2 separate regions of the Homo sapiens genome follow, and region 2 is linked to region 1. The links are chromatin loops, found by intact Hi-C in ENCODE. Cell type or tissue: body of pancreas. All regions are shown on one strand. Each heading gives the region's core, and the rest is flanking DNA. Links, peaks and the distances in the headings are about the cores only. Region 1 overlaps FBN3 (fibrillin 3). Region 2 overlaps ELAVL1 (ELAV like RNA binding protein 1).

The links. A loop is a pair of places that touch in the nucleus more often than their neighbours do. Peaks named below come from ENCODE experiments on the same cell type or tissue, not always from the same donor. Only the 100,000 strongest peaks of a DNase experiment are listed, where the experiment ranks them.
Region 2: it touches region 1 in a loop (2.2-fold over the local background); 3 of 110 quality-filtered maps call a loop at or near these places.

The regions. Positions count from the first base shown.
Region 1 is chr19:8,135,478-8,145,391 of GRCh38, reverse strand. FBN3 (fibrillin 3) reads left to right here. Exons shown (of 64, transcript NM_032447.5): 6 at 420-515; 7 at 3,255-3,452; 8 at 3,550-3,675; 9 at 6,828-6,980; 10 at 7,069-7,251; 11 at 8,861-9,004; 12 at 9,083-9,202; 13 at 9,306-9,431. Among named protein-coding and RNA genes, the nearest start is that of FBN3, 9.2 kb to the left of the region's middle. RefSeq lists enhancers at 1,631-2,175, 3,480-3,981. In body of pancreas, for the core only: no CTCF peak of the experiment used is centred there; DNase peaks (open chromatin) are centred at 3,561 and 5,571; H3K27ac peaks cover 774 bases.
Region 2 is chr19:7,965,733-7,975,646 of GRCh38, reverse strand. ELAVL1 (ELAV like RNA binding protein 1) reads left to right here. Exons shown (of 6, transcript NM_001419.3): 4 at 1,769-1,922; 5 at 7,857-8,082. Among named protein-coding and RNA genes, the nearest start is that of TIMM44, 27 kb to the right of the region's middle. RefSeq lists enhancers at 4,302-4,351, 4,402-4,511, 5,733-6,346, 6,347-6,959 and a silencer at 9,895-9,914. In body of pancreas, for the core only: a CTCF peak has its summit at 4,698 (motif pointing left); a DNase peak (open chromatin) is centred at 4,706.

The sequences.
Region 1 (9,914 bases), core at 1,229-9,228:
TTTTTTTTTTTTTTTTTTGAGATGGAGTTTTGCTCTGTTGCCCAGGCTGGAATGCAGTGGCACCATCTCAGCTCACTGCAACCTCCGCCTCCCAGGTTTGAACAATTCTTCTGTGTCAGCCTCCTGAGTAGCTGGGATTAAAAGAGCCGGCCACCATGCCTGGCTAATTTTTGTATTTTTAGTAAAGATGGGGTTTCACTATATTGGACAGGCTGGTCTCGAACCCCTGACCTCAGGTGATCCACCTGCCTTGGCCTCCCAAAGCGCTCGGATTACAGGCGCTAGCCACTCAGCTCAGCCTCAGTCTTATTCAACCTGGGCCAGATCCTGGGGATTCCTGGGTGAAGACAGGCTTGCTGTGAACCCCAGCTCTCTCTGCTGCTGGGGGACCTCCAGCCATCACCCTCTCTCCTCCACAGCCATCTGTGACCGCGGCTGCCACAATGGGGGTCGCTGCATTGGGCCCAACCGCTGCGCCTGTGTGTATGGCTTCATGGGACCTCAATGTGAGAGAGGTACCAAGCATGCGCGGGTGGGAGGTAGACAGGGGACTCGATGGAGGAAAGGGGGTTTCCTGGAAGTCCCTGAGACATGGCCAGGCCTTGAAAGGAACCAGCTGGCCTCCTTCCCGCATTTGGGGCAGTCTGAGGACATTTCTTTCATTTGCTCATCTGTTCTCCAAAACATCTGCTATTCACTGGCTCTGAGCGAGCACCTGTGTTGGAGTCTGGTAGGAAAGAGAGAGGATGTGCCAGTCTGAGGGGCAGGGAGAAGAAACTGCAAGCAGAAGATTCTTATCTGGGGGTGTCAAGGCTAAGACAAGGGTTGGGGCAGCCCTGGAGCATGTGAAGGACAGAGAAACCATCTGCTCCATGGAAGGGAGTCAGGGAGGGCTTCCTGGAGGAGGGGACCCCTCAGCTGGATCTGGTAGGGTGGACTGGACTTCATGAGATGGGCAAACCCCCTCTTTATTGCACCCTAATTCTCTCTTTTTTTTTTGAGACAAAGTTTTGCTCTTTCGGGCTAGAGTGCAGTGATATGATCTCGGCTCACTGCAACCTCTGCCTCCCAGGTTCAACCAATCCTCCCGCTTCAGCCTCCCGAGTAGCTGGGATTACAGGCATCCCCACGCTCAGCTAATTTTTGTAATTTTAGTAGAGATGAGGTTTTGCCATGTTGGCCAGGCTGGCCTCGAACTCCTGGCCTCAAGTGATCTGCCTGTCTCAGCCTCCCAAAATGAGCCACCACACCCAGTCACCCTAACTCTTAAAAATGATCCCATTTTTAAGACGGCTAAGATAGGTGGGGTCACCTGCTGAGAGGTTGTTACCAAAATTAAGAGGGTGGATGTACCAGGAGTTTGAGATCAACCTGGGTAGCATAGTGAGACACCCCCCCTCTCTAAAAAAAGTAAAAAATTAGCCTGGCATGGTGGTGCATATCTGTAGTCTCAGGCTGAAGTGGGAGGATTGCATGAGCCCAGGAGTTCAAGGCTGCAGTGAGCCGTGGTGGTGCCACTGCATTCCAGCCTGGGTGACAGAACCAGACCCTCTGTCTCTTAAAAAAAAAAAAGAAAGAAAGAAAGAAAGAAAGAAAAGAGGCCAGGCACTGTGGCTCATGCCTGCAATTCTAGCATTTTGGGAGGCCGAGGCGGGCAGATCACTCGAGGCCAGGAGTTTGAGACCAGCCATGGCCAACATGGCAAAAGCCATCTCTACTAAAAATACACAAAAAAATGTAACTGGGTGTGGTAGCGCGTGCCTGTAGTCCCAGCTACTTGGAAGGCTGAGGCATGAGAATTTTTTGAACCTGGGAGGCAGTGAGCCAAGATCGCACCACTGTACTCCAGCCTGGAAGACAGAGCGAAACCCTGTCTCAAAAAAAAAAAAAAAAAGAAAAGAAAAGAAAAAAGGAGAACGGACACAGTGATGTCTTTCTTGTGAGCAGTGAGGTGTGGCAGGGACGGGGAGAGAAGAAGGAGGGAGTCAGGATGAACCCAAGACCTGGTGAAAACTGGAGGGAAGGTAGTGGCGCACCCTGGCAGGGAGGAGGAGGACTCTGAGCTCAGTGTTGGCCGAGGGACTTGCAAGTTGTCTGGGAAGCAGCTGGACACTCAGGCCTGGGGCTGAGATGGCGGCGTGGGCTGCCCCATCCATGGGGACTGAAGCCCAGGGTGCCGCTGAGGATCCCCGTGAGAGAAGGAAGGGCCAGCAGAGACAGCCACCTGGGCATTTAAGCCTGGACAGAAAAAACCGAGCCCACAGGAGGCTGAGAAAGAGAAAGAGAACCGGAGTGGGTGGCGTCAGGGACATCCAGGCTTGTGAGATTTTCAGATGCAGAGGCATCTGGGTGCCTAATGTGGTGTTTCAGCCCAGGAAGGTGAGGATGGGCACGACCCGGGGACTAGAAGCTGGAGGGGCTGGGGAAGTGACCTGGGTTTGAGGGTGGGCTTCTGGAAACTGCAGAATTAGAACATGGGCTTGTTGGAGGCGGGCCAAGCTCTGGGTGGCAGAAGAGTGAGGGGGAGGGGGAGTGGGGGAGCTGCCAGGAATTACGTTTTGGCTTGGGGCATCAGGACAGCTGGGGGGTGGGGGTCTCTGTGAAGCCCCTCCTCCTTACGGGGCCTGAGTTGGGGGTGAGTTTGGCTTCTTCTCTTGGGAGCGGCTGCCCTTGTTTGAGAGCTAACTCCTTTATTGGAAACATCTGGGAGAAGAGAGCCAAGAAGTCACATCTGGGCTCATGTACTGGGGTTGGGGGAACCAATGCGGTCACCTTGGGCTGGGCCTGATGGGGATTGGGGATGTGATGTTGGGGGTCCAGAGAATTTAGGCAGATAACAGATCCTTCCCCAAATCTGGGCGATATGGCAGGGCCAGGCGTGTGCTCAAGGACTAGACATGCTTTTTAGCTGGGCATCCGTGGGTCCCTGCCCAGGCCTGAAGGGAGGATAGGCCTGGGGAAGGAGTCCCATCAGTTCAGACAGGGTGTTCACACAGGCCCTGAGCTTTATTGGCTTGGAGGTGCTGGTCTCTTGGAAGTTGGTCAGGAAATGCTTTGAAGAAAAAGGGTTTTGAAGGGTGAATAGGAGTTCGTTAGGTAGGGAAAGGGGAGGAAAGATATTCTATTTAGTAAGGGAGCAGCATAAGTAAAGCCTGGTCTGTGGGTGCAGGGGCCGCTGAGAAGGTGTTAGAGACGCAGAGATCTCCAGACAGGGGCAGCCCTCAGCCAGGTACCCACATCTGTCTGCCCTGCAGATTACCGGACGGGACCCTGCTTTGGCCAAGTAGGCCCCGAGGGGTGCCAGCATCAGCTGACGGGCCTCGTGTGCACCAAGGCACTTTGCTGTGCCACTGTGGGCCGTGCCTGGGGCCTTCCATGTGAACTTTGCCCTGCACAGCCACACCCCTGCCGCCGCGGCTTCATCCCCAATATCCACACGGGGGCCTGCCAAGGTGAATAGTGGGGTCAGGGCTGAGTGGGAGGCCTTAGCTGCCTTGGTTCTTCCCTCCGATGGGCCTCTCACTCCCCTGCCGGGCTTTGTCCTTGCAGATGTGGATGAGTGCCAGGCTGTGCCAGGCCTGTGCCAGGGAGGCAGCTGCGTCAACATGGTGGGCTCCTTCCATTGCCGCTGTCCAGTTGGACACCGGCTCAGTGACAGCAGCGCCGCATGTGAAGGTGGGTGACTGGAGGGGGACAACCTGAGACCTCCTCTGTGACTCATGACCTGGGGGGCTCAGGCTCCCCTGCAGGAAGGCAGAGGGGTCAGGCTGGTGAGGTGCCCAGTTCTGACCTTGTCCCTGTTTATGTAGATGTGAATGAGTGTCTCAGCCTGTCCGGCCTCTGTTCTGGGGGTGACTGCACCAACACTGTCGGGAGCTACGTGTGCACCTGTTCCCAAGGTTTTGCCAGCAGCCTGGATGGCACCCACTGCCTGAGTGAACCGAGGGGCTGGAGCGGGAGAGAGTGGGTAGGAGAGAGACCCCTTGTTCAGCTGTCTGTCTCTCTCTTTTTTTTTTTTTTTTTTTTGAGACAGAGTCTCACTCTGTTACCCAGGCTGGAGTGCAGTGGTGTGATCTCAGCTCACTGCAACCTCTGCCTCCCAGTTCAAGAGATCCTCCTGCCTCAGCCTCCCAAGTAGCTGGGAGTACAGGCGCACGCCACCACGCCTAGCTAATTTTTTTTTTTTTTTTTTTTTTTGAGACGGAGTCTCGCTCTGTCGCCCAGGCTGGAGTGCAGTGGCGCGATCTCGGCTCACTGCAAGCTCCGCCTCCTGGGTTCACGCCATTCCCCTGCCTCAGCCTCCCGAGTAGCTGGGACTACAGGCGCCCGCTACCACGCCCGGATAATTTTTTTGTATTTTTTTAGTAGAGACGGGGTTTCACCGTGTTAGCCAGGATGGTCTCGATCTCCTGACCTCGTGATCCGCCCGCCTCGGCCTCCCAAAGTGCTGGGATTACAGGCGTGAGCCACCGCGCCCGGCTGGCCAACTCCAGACTTTCTAGGTCTCCACCACTGGGGGCCATCACAGCTGGCATTGGGGGTAGCTGTGGATACATCCCCTGGACTGCGGGGGGTCCTCTCTCAGCTGCTAAAGACCAGTCCTTGGATTGGACAAACCAGCCTCTGAACATAGGCTTTGGAATCAGTCTGGGGCTCCCACCCAGAGCTGCTCACAGACCCTGTGGCCTTGGGCAAGTGACTTAACCGCTCTGTGCCTCAGTTTCCCCATCTGTAAAATGGTAGATAATAGCAGTACCTAGCTCAATGAAGATTGAGTAAGATATCATTTGGGGAGTAATTTGCAGAGGGCTGGTACCTAGAGGATACTTAATACACATTCATGGACACCAGGTAATGTTGGGGCTGTGGCCACTTAGCTCACAGTATGTACTTACAGCAATGACAGGATCATTTTTGTTAAAATTCTTTTAACACATTCTTACTCTGTCCCCCAGGCTGGAGTGCAATGGCACGATCTCGGCTCACTGCAACCTCCGCCTCCGGGGTTCAAGTGATTCTCCTGCCTCAGCCTCCCCAGTAGCTGGGATTACAGGCACCCACCACCATGCCCGGCTAATTTTTGCATTTTTAGTAGAGACGGGGTTTCACTGTGTTGGCCAGGCTGGTCTCAAACTCTTGACCTCAGGTGATCCACCCGCCTCAGCCTCCCAAAGTGCTGGGATTACAGGCATGAGCCACTGTGGCTGAGCATTTTTGTTGAAATTCTTATATTCTGTCTCTCTTGCTTGAGGGACTGTTGCCTGTTGGGTCCCCTGAGATTGGGAAATCGAGTTTCCCGTCCTCCTCTTGCTTTTGCAGCTGTGTGACTTTGGAGGAGTCTGTTGATCTCTCCTCGTCTGGGCAGGCCCAGTCCCCTTTGAGGGGCTATGATAAGGCTGAGAACGAAAAACCCTGACTCCCACGCACGTACCTGGGGGGCCCCCAGGTGCAAGGGGAGGGGACCAGGGAGGTAGAAACATTTGCATGTTTTCCCAGCTCGGGGCAGGTCAGGGGTGGCTCTCAGTGGCCCTCCCAGCTGCTGGGAGGAGTTTTTTAAACTGTGGGCCACCAGCCAAGGTTTGTGCATTTTTAAGCCTAAAAATATGCTCTTTAAGCCAGAGCCTGAGAAATCTGATCGCTGCATAAAGCCATTGACCTTGAGGGCGCAGTGGGAAGTGGAAGAGTGTTGGTGGTTCTCATACCTGGGGAGCCTGTCTGCCTCAGTCACCCCGGGGGCTGTAGCCGTCAATCCACCCCTCGACTCCTTGGGGCCCCTCTCTGAAATTCACAGTCTCGTAGGCTTCTGCATAATGCCTGAAGCCAGCAAGCAAAGACACACAGCTGCAGATCTCCGTGTCCCTGCCTGGTATCCCACTGGGGTAGTCCTTCCCCGCCAATGGGTCTTCCTTAGTGTGGTTGGATGCCTGCAGCGACGGGGAGCTCACTACCTCTGTGCGATAACTTGGAATCTTGGTAACAAGAGATGGCACTGAGCGAGCATTGGCCATATGTCAAACTTTTCTATTTATTTATTTATTTATTTTTGAGGCGGAATCTTGGTCTGTGGCCCAGGCTGGAGTGCAGTGGCACAATCTTGGCTCACTACAACCTCTGCCTCCCAGGTTGAAGTGATTCTCCTGCCTCAGCCTCCCAAGTAGCTGGGATTACAGGTGTGCGCCACCGCACCCGGCTAATTTTTGTATTTTTAGTAGAGACTGGGTTTCGTCATGTTGGCCAGGCTCTTCTTGAACTCCTGACCTCATGATCTACCCGCCTCAGCCTCCCAAAGTGCTGAGATTACAGGCGTGAGCCACTGCGCCCGGCCCTTTATTTTTTTTGAGACGGAGTCTCGCTCTGTTGCCCAGGCCGGAGTGCAGTGGCATGATCTCAGCTCACTGCAATCTTTGTCTCCTGGGTTCAAGCAATTAGTGATTCTCCTGCCTCAGCCTCCCAAGTAGCTGTGATTACAAGTGCCTGCCACCACCCTTGGCTAATTTTTGTATTTTTAGTAGACATGAGGTTTCGCCATGTTGGTCAGGCTGGTCTTGCACTCCTGACCTTAAGAGATCCTCCCGCCCCAGCCTCCCAAAGTGCTGGGATTACAGGTGTGAGCTACTGCATCTGGACTATGTCAGACTTTTCATCCAGGTAATACTTTTCCCGGGTGAGGTGGATGCTCCAAGCATCCCCATTTTATGGAGAGGAAACTGAGGCACAGAGCGGCAAACAGACCCGTCCTACAGGCAGTGCTGCTACAGCTGGAATTTGGATCCAGGTCTGGTCACTGATGTCCTGTGCTCATGGGCTCACCCTCTGATCTTTTGCAGACTACCGGGCCGGCGCCTGCTTCTCAGTGCTTTTCGGGGGCCGCTGTGCTGGAGACCTCGCCGGCCACTACACTCGCAGGCAGTGCTGCTGTGACAGGGGCAGGTGCTGGGCAGCTGGCCCGGTCCCTGAGCTGTGTCCTCCTCGGGGCTCCAGTGAGTAAGAGCTGCAGCCTGCAGGGCTGTGGGTGAGGAGGGGACAGGGGAGGGCCAAGGGCCTGGCCTCAACCCTGCTTCCTTGCAGATGAATTCCAGCAACTGTGCGCCCAGCGGCTGCCGCTGCTACCCGGCCACCCTGGCCTCTTCCCTGGCCTCCTGGGCTTCGGATCCAATGGCATGGGTCCCCCTCTTGGGCCAGCGCGACTCAACCCCCATGGCTCTGATGCGCGTGGGATCCCCAGCCTGGGCCCTGGCAACTCTAATATTGGTGAGGCCTGGGGCTTGGGAGGAACATTCCAAGACTTGAAGGATGGTCCTGGATCTGGGGAGAGAGCTCCAAACAGGGGACGGTGTCCAGGCCTCAGAGAGAGGGTTAGGGCTTTGGAGGGGGAACTCCTGGCCTGGCTAGTAGGGATGACAGTGCTAGTAGTGGATGGGGATGGAGGTAACTGGAGAATCTGGTCCTCAGAGTTAGGTTTTGGGCTGGACACAGCGACTCATGCCTATAATCCCAGTACTTTGGGAGGCCGAGGTGGAAGGATCACTTGAGGCCAGGAGTTCGAGACCAGCCTGGGTGACATAGCAAGACCCTGTCTCTACAGCAAATTGAAAATTAGCTAGGTGTGGTGATGCCCACCAGTAGTCCCTGCCACTCAGGAGGAAGAGGCAGGAGGATTGCTGGAGCCCAGGAGTTGGAAGCTGCAGTGAGCTGTGATTGTGTCACTGCCCTCCAACCTGGGTGACAGAGTGAGACCCTGTCTCTAAAAATAAATAAATAAATAAATAAATAAATAAATAAGTCAGAGTTCGGGCTTTGGGTGGGGAGTTTGGGCCTGGTGTGGGGGTCTGTCATGTAGGATTTAGGCCTGGGGTGGGTTCTTGCCCCATAATGAGGATTTGGGCCCAGAGTGGGAGTCTGGGCATCTCTGGGACCAGGTTAGAGGGATCTAGGCTCCAGATTGAAGGGATCTAAGGCTCCATTTTGGAGGGATCTAGGCCCCAGGTTGGAGGGATCTAGGCTCCAGGTTGGAGGGATCTAGGCTCCAGGTTGGAGGGATCTAAGGCCCCAGGTTGGAGGGATCTAAGGCCCCAGGTTGGAGGGATCTAGGGCCCAGGTTGGAGGGATCCAGGTCCCAGGTTGGAGGGATCTAGGCTTCAGGTTGGTGGGATCTAAGCCCCAGGTTGGAGATATCTAGGCCCCAGGTTGGAGGGATCTAGACCCCAGGTTGGAGGAATCTGGGTTCCAGGTTGGAGGGATCTAGGCACCAGGTTGGAGGAATCTGGGTTCCAGGTTGGAGGGATCTAGGCACCAGGTTGGAGAGATCTAGGCCCCAGGTTGGAGGGATCCAGGTCCCAGGTTGAAGGGATCGAGGTGCCAGTTTGGAGGGATCTAGGCTTCAGGTTGGAGGGATCCAGGCCCCAGGTTGGAGGGATCCAGGCCCCAGGTTGGAGGTATCTAGACCCCAGGTTGGAGGGATCCAGGCCCAGGTTGGAGGGATCCAGGCCCCAGGTTGGAGGGATCCAGGCCCAGGTTGGAGGGATCCAGGTCCCAGGTTGGAGGGATCCAGGCCCCAGGTTGGAGGTATCTAGACCCCAGGTTGGAGGGATCCAGGCCCAGGTTGGAGGGATCCAGGCCCCAGGTTGGAGGGATCCAGGCCCAGGTTGGAGGGATCTAGGTCCCAGGTTGGAGGGATCTAGATCCCAGGTTGGAGTTCTGAATCTAAGGCAGGACTCTCCATGAGAAAGAGGGCAGGATCTGAGCCAGGGCAGGGTCCCAGCCTTAGAGGGGGTATCTGGGCCTAGAGAGGTGAAGCCCAGGCTCCAGACTGGGGCGGGGCCAGCCACTGCTCAGATGCCTCTGCCGGCCCCACCCGTAGGCACTGCTACCCTGAACCAGACCATTGACATCTGCCGACACTTCACCAACCTGTGTCTGAATGGCCGCTGCCTGCCCACGCCTTCCAGCTACCGCTGCGAGTGTAACGTGGGCTACACCCAGGACGTGCGCGGCGAGTGCATTGGTGAGCCGCGGCCAGGTGGAAGGGGGGGCGGTTCTCACTGCCCTGCTCGTGCTAGGGCTCAGGGTCCTCTCCCCTCAGATGTAGACGAATGCACCAGCAGCCCCTGCCACCACGGTGACTGCGTCAACATCCCCGGCACCTACCACTGCCGGTGCTACCCGGGCTTCCAGGCCACGCCCACCAGGCAGGCATGCGTGGGTACGGCTGTCCATCCAAGAGTAGGGGTGATGTTGTTGGGGGTTCTGGCCCAGGCTTGGAGGGTGGGGAGCACCTCTTGACTGCCCGCCTGCCTTCCCCGCAGATGTGGACGAGTGCATTGTCAGTGGTGGCCTTTGTCACCTGGGCCGCTGTGTCAACACAGAGGGCAGCTTCCAGTGTGTCTGCAATGCAGGCTTCGAGCTCAGCCCTGACGGCAAGAACTGTGTGGGTGAGTTGGGGGTGGGCGGGTGGGCAGGGGCTTCCGGGCCCCACTAGCTGCCTTTTACAGCCACCTCAAATCTTCACTGTGCCCCCAAACCCACCTCCCTCCCTACGACGTCTCCTCTGCTCACCTCTGAACCCAGCAGCCCACCTGAGACTCTTCTTATCCCCTGACCACCCTGACTCTCCCCTTCATTTCCTCCTTCCTGAATTTATTCCGTGAATCACAAAAAAGGACCTTTTGGAGCCAGTCTTGGTGCCTTATGCCTGTAATCCCAGCACTTTGCGGGGCTGAGGCAGGAGAATCTCTTGAGCTGAAAAGGTTGAGGCTGCAGTGAGCTGTGATCGTGCCCCTGCACTCCAGCCTGGCTGATAGAGCGAGACTCCATCTCCTAAAAAAAAAAAGAAGTCCGAGTGTAGTGGATCACGCCTGTAATCCCAGCACTTTGGGAGGCCGAGGTCAGGAGTTCGAGACCAGCCTGACCAACAC
Region 2 (9,914 bases), core at 1,056-9,055, 170 kb after region 1:
ACGATTGAACCCCTCACTGGATGAATTCTTGAGAATGGGCAGCCAGAAAAAGACCTGATTGAGGCCAAAGAGCAAGCGATGTTGGGAGCTTAGGAAAGAGGGTTCTGGCCGAGGGGCCGGGGAGCCCCAGGTCAGTGCACGCCTGCTGTGCGCCAGCTGTTCTGATTCTAGCCTGACTGAACATGACAGTGTCCAGAGAGAAGAGGAAAGCAGAGTTCCCATGGTCCTTGGAGACACCTGTCCTTGGGAGGCATCAGAGCTTTCCCCAGCATTTGGCTCTAGGGCACTTCTCCTCTGGGGCTTCATCCAGGGACGGCAGTAGGTCCAGTCAGTGCCAGCCTCAGCTCCGCTCCACTGGCGCCAGGGTCATGGTTTGGCAGGCCCCCAAATACTGCCCCAGTCCAGACAGGTCTGCAGGGAGCCAGGGCAAGCCCGGACACTAGGGGAGGCTGGGGGCCAAGGCAGCCTCTTTTTCTCTGGGGACAGCACTGGCAGCCCCTGACCCACATCATGGGGTGAGCAAGTGTCCCCAGAGCTCCTGTCCACAGGCTGATGGAGGTGCCCCGGGCCTGGGAGCAGCACGGCTTCCCCAGAGACCTCATGGGCTCCGTAGTGACATGCTCCCTCGATTCCCACCGCTACCAGGCAGAGCTGGCCTCCAGCCCCACACTCCTCTCCTCGTGGGGCTGTCCTGTTCCCCTGCTGGGCCGCCCACTGCCCTATGAGCAGGGGCAATGTCTGTTGTTCCTTCTCTGGAACATGATAGGAGCTTCTCAGAGGATGCTGTGTGTGTGTTCTCAGCACGCAGATTCTGCCCAGTGACTCCTGAGTGGCGGCTTCTCCCTGCGTTCTGGTCTCAGTTACCTTGGCTCATCAGTTCTGTGCCCCTCACTCAAAGGGAATGAACTTCCTTTCGCACAGGTTCAAGTCCCCACCCTTCTCGGGAACACATCTCCTGCTCCCTCCTCCATATCCCAGCCTCCTGACGAGGCTGTGAGTCCTGCCAGGCTGCCCCTTCACAGGCAGAGGGGTTCCACTGTGGTCCTTTTCTTCCTTCTGGGCCCATGGGGTCTGCACGGCCGTCAGCGCCAACCTGAGAAAGCACCGAAGACCTTGTCTTGCATTGGCCTCCGGGCTCCCCTCACCACCCTCTCCACACGAATGATGAATGTACCATTTTGTCAAAGCACCCAGAAGGTTCTCTTCAGTTTTCTTTGATTTTGCAAAATATAAATCCAAAAGGCATTGAGTCGTTTAATATTGAACACTTGAGTGGATTTGAGTACAAACTCGGGGTCCTCCCAGAACTCACAGCCCCTGTCAGGGCTTCTGTGGCGAGCTTGCTCTTTGGCAGGGGAGTCTCCTGTGTTCCCAGTAGCTCCCAGCTTGCTTGCCCGCTGCAGCACGGGCTGCTTTCAGGCACCAGGACCTCTCTGGCACCGGCTCACTGTCCAGCACATCAGAGAGGTAGCCACACACAAGCTGCGGGCCCTCAGTTGCTGGGCTTTGTGACATAGGAGTCACGCCTGCCTCCTTGAGGATGGTGAGCACCCAGTGAGGAAGCACTGCCAGGCATCCTGGCTCACGGCCCATCCCTCAGTGAGCTTGCCACCATGCGGCTGCAGGCGGTGAGCGTCAGTGATGATAATCGTTCCCTGCATGATTTCTAACACACAGTGTTGGCTTTTCCTAACCCAGCATTCAACACCCTCCTCAATGCTTTGGCCACGTGCCTGTACTAATCTCGGAAAGTGGTTGTGTTCCCAAGGTGTCGTATGCTCGCCCGAGCTCAGAGGTGATCAAAGACGCCAACTTGTACATCAGCGGGCTCCCGCGGACCATGACCCAGAAGGACGTAGAAGACATGTTCTCTCGGTTTGGGCGGATCATCAACTCGCGGGTCCTCGTGGATCAGACTACAGGTACCAGAGGGGCCCCAGACGCGTGGGGAGGGTGTTCTCTAGGTGGGGGCTGGGTTTTCTAGGGAAGGCAGATCACCGTTTGATTTTAAATGTCATTAGTTATTCCGCAAACGAGGACAGCACCAAAATGAGAAGACGTTGGCTTTGGTTTGAGGAGGCTGAGGAGGTAAGATGGCATTAAAAGAAGCTGGGGATATCTGGGCGTGGTGGCTCACGCCTGTAATCCCAGCACTTTGGGAGGCCAAGGTGGGTGGATCACGAGGTCAGGAGATGGAGACCAGCCTGACCAACATGGTGAAACCCTGTCTCTACTAAAAATACAAAAAATTAGCTGGGCATGGTGGCGGGCGCCTGTAGTCCCAGCTACTCGGGAGGCTGAGACAGGAGAATGGCATGAACCCGGGAAGCGGAGGTTGCAGTGAGCCGAGGTCTTGCCACTGCACTCCAGCGTGGGTGACAGAGCGAGACTCCGTCTTAAAAAAAAAAAAAAAAAAAGCTGGGGATTAGGCCAGCATTTCATGTACAGTGAAAACGCCAAGAGATTCTAGCACCTTCCCTCAGGCACCCAAATGTGCTGGCCTTGCCCATGAATGGGGTGAAAAGGACACTGCAGGCCGGGTGTGGTGGCTCACGCCTGTAATCCCAGCACTTTGGGAGGCCGAGGTGGACGGATCACCTGAGGTCAGGAGTTTGAGACCAGCCTGGCCAACATGGTGAAGCCCCATCTCTACTAAAAATACAAAAATTAGCCAGGTGTGGTGGCAGGCGCCTGTAATCCCAGCTACTCGGGAGGCTGAGGCAGGAGAATCGCCTGGACCCCAGGAGGCGGAGATTGCAGCAAGCCGAGATTGCGCCACTGAACTCCAGCCTGGGCAGCAGAGCGGGATTTCATCTCAAAAAAAAAAAAAAAAAAAAAAAAAAAAAGGATACTGCAGCCAGGTGCGGTGGCGCGGGCATGTCATCACAGCTGCTCAGGAGACTGAGGTGGGAGGATTGCTTGAGCCCAGGAGTTCACAGCTGTGGTGAGCCGTGATCGCGCCACTACACTTCAGCCTGGGCAACAGAGCAAGACCCTGTTTCTTAAAAAAAAAGAAAAAGAAAAAAAAAGGCTGCTGCACATTTGTCCACTGTGGCTTTCGTTGCAGGCATTTGGGGTGCAGTAGTCTGATGGCCCAAATCCCCAGAATTCGGATGCCCCTCTCTGGGGAGCACATCTAAAGTGCACAGAGCACATGGCAGCGAATTCCTCTAATGGGCAGGCAATCCTGGCCACTTTGCTGGCCCTCCCAGTCCGTCTTGGCACTGGATGTGGGCTCTGGGCTTTGTGTGATGCCGTCAGGCAGAGATGAGCAGGGGACATGTGCACGCCCACGGCTGTGCTCCGGCCCTACTGCCTGGCCCGCCTGCCGCACTAGGCTAGGAACTAGTGCCCCACCACATCCTTTGCCAAGCCCTGCACGTGGCCCCGCCTGGGGGACAGGGAGCTCGGGCCACCCTGAGGGGATTTAGGATCGCTCAGCTCTGTTTGGGGCAGGAGCAGGAGTCTGCTAACTAACCAGCAGGGAAGAATCCACTCCCTGAGCCTAGTGAGGCCCATGCGTTGTATGGGTGGTTTTCATATTCTTCCCACACAGACTGTGTGTGCCGCACCTTGGCTGTGATGTTGAAATAACACCGAGTAGTTGGGCCACAGAAAGTCATGCTCTGAGGTGACCTCTTTTTGAGAGAACAGCAGCACTCCCCCAGCAGCCCAGAGCCTCGCCTTTCATGTGCACACAGGTGGGGCCTTCCTGGCCTGCAGGCTAGAGGGGCATGCACATTGTCCTGCGTCCCCTGAGCTGCGTGCTTTGGGGTGGGCGGCCTTATCAGTCTCTCTTCCTCCTCCTTTCCGGCTGTAGGAACCCCACCTGGCATGCACTGGCCCTGCCGCTGCCGGCCTTCGTTCCCGCTGGGGCCCGAGGAGGGGAAGGGCCCCTTTGCACTTCATGGGGGCCCTGGGAGCTTCCTGTAGCCTAGCACAGACTCGCGCCCTGGCACCGGGCAGTGCCGAAGGACAGGGCTCACTCGCACGGCCGCCGCCATTCTGCCTTTGCTCTGGGGAGAGGGTCGGGGGATGCCAGTTACTCGGTGTAAACTCCCCTGGTCTGCACCAGAAGAGTCTCCTGTGGTCCCTGAAGTCCTCTCACTTAAGTGCCAGCTGAGCGAATGATCCTGTCAGTGGGCCAGTGTGTGGGTTTATTGCCCCCCATTCTGCACTGGGGCATCTGAGCTGGCTGTGCAGGGCCCAGGGCCGGGGGAACCAACCTCACTGGCCCACAGTCCACTCCCCTCCTCCTCTAGACCCCACATGCACTGCTCTGCCTCGGCCTGTCTGTGTCCAGTATGGCCCTGATGAGGGAAGCCTGTGCTCCACTTGGAGCCCCCAATGCCTGAGAACATGCCTCCAGCCACCCAACTCTCTTGGGGCCTTCCCTAGTCTCTCAGGCACACACGGGCCACAGGCAGGGGGAACTCACCTCTGCACACAGCTGCTGGGGGCATTGCTTCCTTTCCCTCTGCAAGATAGTGTCTCCCAGGGTGTTGGGGGCACCTTAGTATTGCGCCCCCAGGGTCGGCTGTGAACCTCAAGGTGGCCTAAGGAACCTTTGTCATCTTTGCAGAGCAGTGAGGGAGGCAGAGAGAAGGGAGCCAGGAGGGTCTCCCGGCTCTGCTTCCCACCCCAGGATGCAGAATTGGTGGGAAGGTGAGGCTCCCATCCCAGGGCTGTAGCTCCCTCTGCTGGAGACAGAGTGTGTGTGGCAGGCCAGCCTGTGTGGAGTTTGCCTTCCTGTGACGGGCTTTTTAGTGTTAAATAGATGAGGATGGCCGGGCGCGGTGGCTCACGCCTGTAATCCTAATACTTTGGGAGGCCAAGGTGGGAGGATTGCTTGAGCCCAGGAGTTCAGAACAGCCTGGCCAACATAGCGAGACCCCCAACTCTTTTTTTAAAAAAAGAGAAAAAAAATCCCACCCTGAGCTGACAGAGCTTAATTTTTTGTATTCCTTCGCTTCTATATCCACCTTAATTGTGAACTTTATAGTGTATTCATCTGGAGATTATGCCGTTTCTTGGACTCTGCTGTTAAATTCTAAAAAACACAAGGGGGCCGGGGGCCGTGGCTCACGCCTGTAATCCCAGCATTTTGGGAGGCCAAGGTGGGTGGATCACCTGAGGTCAGCAGTTCGAGACCTGCCTGGCCAACATGGCAAACCCCATCTGTACTAAAAATAGGCCGGGCACGGTGGCTTATGCCTGTAATCCCAGCACTTTGGGAGGCCAAGGTGGGCGGATCACGAGGTCGAGAGGTCGAGACCATCCTGGCCAACATGGTGAAACCCCGTCTCCACTAAAAATACAAAAACTTAGCCAGGCATGGTGGCAGGCACCTGTAATCCCAGCTACTGGGGAGGCTGAGGCAGGAGTATCGTTTGAACCTGGGAGGCGGAGGTTGCAGTGAGCCGAGATTGCACCATTGCACTCCAGCCTGGGCAAAAAGAGCGAAACTCCATCTCTAAATAAATAAATAAAGTAAAATAAAATAAAAATTAGCCAGGCATGGTGGCAGGCGCCTGGAGTCCCACCTACTCGGGAGGCTGAAGCAGGAGAATCACTTGAACCGGGGAGGTGGAGGTTGCAGTGAGCTGAGATCGTGCCATTGTACTCCAGCCTGGGCGACAGAGCGAGACTCCATCTTAAAAAAAAAATTAAAAATAAAAAACACTAGGGGAAGAAAAAAACAAAAAATGCAGAGCCATCTTCAGAAAGTATACATCCATTAAATAATTGAGTGAATTGATATCCCCCTCTGCTAAACAGCATCCCTCCTGCCCCCCTTACTAGAGCTTTCTTCCTTTCACTCAGGCAGTTTGCATTTGAAAGCCACTCTACAACCCCAGACGAGGAAGCCACACTTGCACACGTGCCTTCTCTCCGCTGGGCCGCAGGGTCTTTAGAAACAGAATGAAGCCATCTGCTTGGAGCCAGCTTCCCTACGAGCCGGCCAGCGTCAGCTCTCAGTCGTATTTGCCTAAAGTTCGATTTTCATTTAGGTTTCCAAGACTGACTAAGCTGTCATTCGTGTCGTGAGAGACTCAAAGAAAACAGCATCTGTCAGGGTTGTGTTTTCAGGTGTTCCTTCTGAGCAGCAGCTCAGAAATGAGCTTGAGCCCCAGAATATTCCTGGCACGTGTGCGTAGCGCTAGGTCTGACCTTACTAAAGCTGCTGTCTCTGTGCTCACGGGGGGCCTGCAGTGTCGCGATTGTGGGGGCAGCTGGCGGGACCCTCTGGGAAGTGGTGGAGTAAGGTGCCGTGTGAGGCGTGGAGACAGGACATGGGGACAGTTGGGTGCCCGCTGGACAGGTCACCCAAGGCCCCGGGCTGCCTGGCTTTGGTCGTTGTTTGTTACCATGCACCAGAGGCCTTTGCCTGGAGAAGAAACCTGACTTAAGACACCCTTTGACTGGAAGTCTTTCTTTTTCCTTAAGAGGTGAGATCTTACTGTGTTGTCCAGGCTGGTCTTGAACTCCTGGCCTCAGGCGATTCTCTTGCCTCAGCCTCTGGAGTAGTTGAGACCACAGGCATGAGCCTTGGCCTGGCTTGACTAAAAGTCTTGAGAACCAGGGTGTTTGGGTTGGGCTGTCTGTGACGGCCTCTCCCACTGGGACACACCCGTGACTCCCGCCTAGTGATGTCACTCTCAGACTGGCCTCTCAGCTGTCACCTCTCCCACCCCTGGGCCTTCCCCTGACTCCATCATGTCCTTGCCCCCAGAGAAGGAGCTAGTGCGCTGCTCAGTGTGCCCTCATCCCCATCCCCCTCATCCAGTTTCCAGCCCGCTTCCCAGGTTCCTCAAGGGACGGGCTACTCATGTTTCCCTCCCGGGCCTAGTGTATGGACAGGCAGGGGTGCAGGACAGCCATGCTCTCCTTCCACCCGCCTTGCTCAGCATCTCACACCCATGCCCAGCTGACCAATGTCCCCCATAGCAGGACGGTCCTCAGGTCTCACACTGCTCCGTCCAGGGATTGGGTTTAGCCGGGAACCCGGGACTGGCCCTTGGGTGGCTCAGTTGAGGTGGCAAGAGAAGATGCCCTCTGGGCTTGGCTGCTGGGGCCCTGGCCCTTCCCATACAGGGACCCCAGGCCTGCCTGGCGAGCCTGTGGATAGGTTCAGCTCTGCTGTATGAGCCTGGGCAGTGTTCTGGCCTCATTTGATTCTGATGGCAATTTGGGGCCCACGGGAGGGGTGTAGGACCTTAGAGTGGAGTATCCCAAGACAGGAGTGAGGTGACAGCAGCAGCATGGAGCTGGCAGGGGGTGGCCACAGGACCCTACTCCCTCCTGGCATGAAGGAGAAGGCATGCAGGCTGAGCTGGGCACCTTTGCAGCAGGCTCGGCCACGAGGCCTGCTGTCACAGCGGGCCCAGAGACAGCAGCCAGGAGAGTGGCCCCTGAGCCCAGGGAGGATCTCTCAGACGCAGTCCCCACTCCAACCCTGTTACCCACCAACCACACACCACACCCACGCACCCACTCTGTGGCGGACACCTGGCAGCTAAATAGTGACGGTGGATGTGCTGTTTCCTAATGTTGCTTTCTTCCAAATAAGAGGCCTGGGTGTCTATTGGGGATGTCTGTCACCAAAATATCTTTGGGCGCCAACACTGTGGAGTCATGGCTTCAGCCGGGAAGAAAGTCTGAAGCTTTAATCTTCTGTTAGTCATTGGTTTTCTTTACTCCATCCATTTGTTTTCACTTTTAGGTTTAATTTTTGTTTATTTCCTTAACCAGACTTCTAGCCTGGCCCACAGTAGACTGACCTGACTTTTGCTTTTCAGTTTTGAAAGTCCTAGCGTTTTTCCCCCTAACTCCGTTTTTGTTGATTTGTTGAAAAGGTTTGTCCAGAGGGGTTGCGTTTATCCGGTTTGACAAACGGTCGGAGGCAGAAGAGGCAATTACCAGTTTCAATGGTCATAAACCCCCAGGTTCCTCTGAGCCCATCACAGTGAAGTTTGCAGCCAACCCCAACCAGAACAAAAACGTGGCACTCCTCTCGCAGCTGTACCACTCGCCAGCGCGACGGTTCGGAGGCCCCGTTCACCACCAGGCGCAGAGATTCAGGTGGGTCGGGAGGGTGCGCGCTCCTGAAAGCCATACTTAGCCCCGCTGGCAGGCGACGGCACAGCCACAGAATAGAAACCACGGGGATGATAGACTGATCCCGTCAGAGAGCGCGTTTCAGAATCATTCTGCAGCTCCACACCACAACCTCCATCAGAAAGGTGTCTGTAGGAAAGCCGTTTACTTCCGATTGGGCGTTGTCTTTCATGGGAATCAAAACAGTGACTCCAGGCTGGACACAGTGACTTATCCCTGTAATCCTAGCACCTTGGGTGGCTGAGAGAGGAAGATCGATTGAGCCCAGGAGTTCAAGACCAACCTGGGCAATATTGCGAGACCCCATCTCTACAAAAAATACAAAGCTGGCCAGGCATGGCGGTGCGCTCCTGTAGTTGCAGCAACTCAGGAAGCTGAGGTGGGAGGATTGCTTGAGCCCAGGAGGTTGAGGCTGCAGTGAGTTGTGATCATACCACTGCACTCCAGCCTGGGCCACAGGGCCAGAACCTGTCTTTTTTTGTTTTTATTAAAAAAAAAAAAAAGACAGCACCAGTCCCCACCAGTTGCTGTGAGCGTGAGCACTTAGAGCTTCAGCACGCAGTTCCTAGTAACAGCAGAACGGAGCCGCGAGCTTTAAAGATGGTTTCATGCCCAGTGTGGGGGAGCACACACCTGTAATCTCAGCTCTCAGGAGGCCGAGTTAGGAGGATTACTTGAAGCCCCGAGTTTGAGCAGCCTGGGCAACAAAGTGAGACCCCTGTTCCTACAAAAAGTAATGAAAAAAACTGGGCATGGTGATGCTGGCCTTTAGTCCCAGCTACTCAGGAGGCCATGGTGGGAGGATCGCTTGAACCCAGGAGGTGGAGGCTGCAGTGAACTATGATTGCACCACTGCACTGCAGCCTGGGTGATAGAGTGAGACCCTTTCTCTAAAAAATAAATGAATAATGAACGTCTCATATCTGTGGGAGAAAAGATGCTGCCTTAGGTATACTCGGGTGAGAGTAGATCTTCCAGCATTCTTAGACATTTGATCAGCAGCCCTAAGGCAAACCTTTTTCAAACACCTGCCTCGTGGAGTCATTTGTATTGGTGAATGTTGTATGTATGCATTCTGTTTATAAGCCCTGTCCTAGAGGGGAGGAGTTTTCCCGGATTCCTTAGTCTTTCCATCCTGAAAATGGTTCTGGCTGCCAGGATGAAGTGGGATAGAGGCGATGAGAGTCAGGGCCTTGGACTCCAGGATGTGGTGTGCTGTCGCCTCAGAAACAGCAGAGGTCTCAGTGTCAGGGCTGTTTTGTTTTTGTCAAAACCTCAAGGAGTGGCATCGAGGGCTTATCTCAGGTATGACAAGGATAGATTTCCCTTTTTTTTTTAATTTTTAATGTTTTTATTTTTTGTTGAGATGGGGTCTCACTGTGTTGCCCAGGCTGGTCTTAAACTCCTAGCCTCAAGTGATCCTCCTACCTCAGCCTCCCAACGTACTGGGATTATAGGCGTGAGCCCGGCCCCATCGTTGTTTTAACAGTGAAGCTGGGTGGGCGCTGCCCAGTGCCACACATGCTGCTGTGAGAGGTGTTATTCTCATGGCTGAGTTACCCAGCATTCTCAGCCTGGCTCAAATTCCAAAGCTGGCCTGCCTTCCTTGAGGTTTCTGGCTTGAAGACAAGGCTGGGGAAGCTTCTCTGGACGGAATGGAGCTGAATTTTAAAATCCAGCTCTAGAAATCCCATCATACAGTCGGTCCTGCTCTTGATGGGGCGGGCTATATGGGCGGTGGGGTTGGGTGAACTGCTCCTTAGCCTGGAAGGAAAACAGGGAAGGTTGGAGGAGAC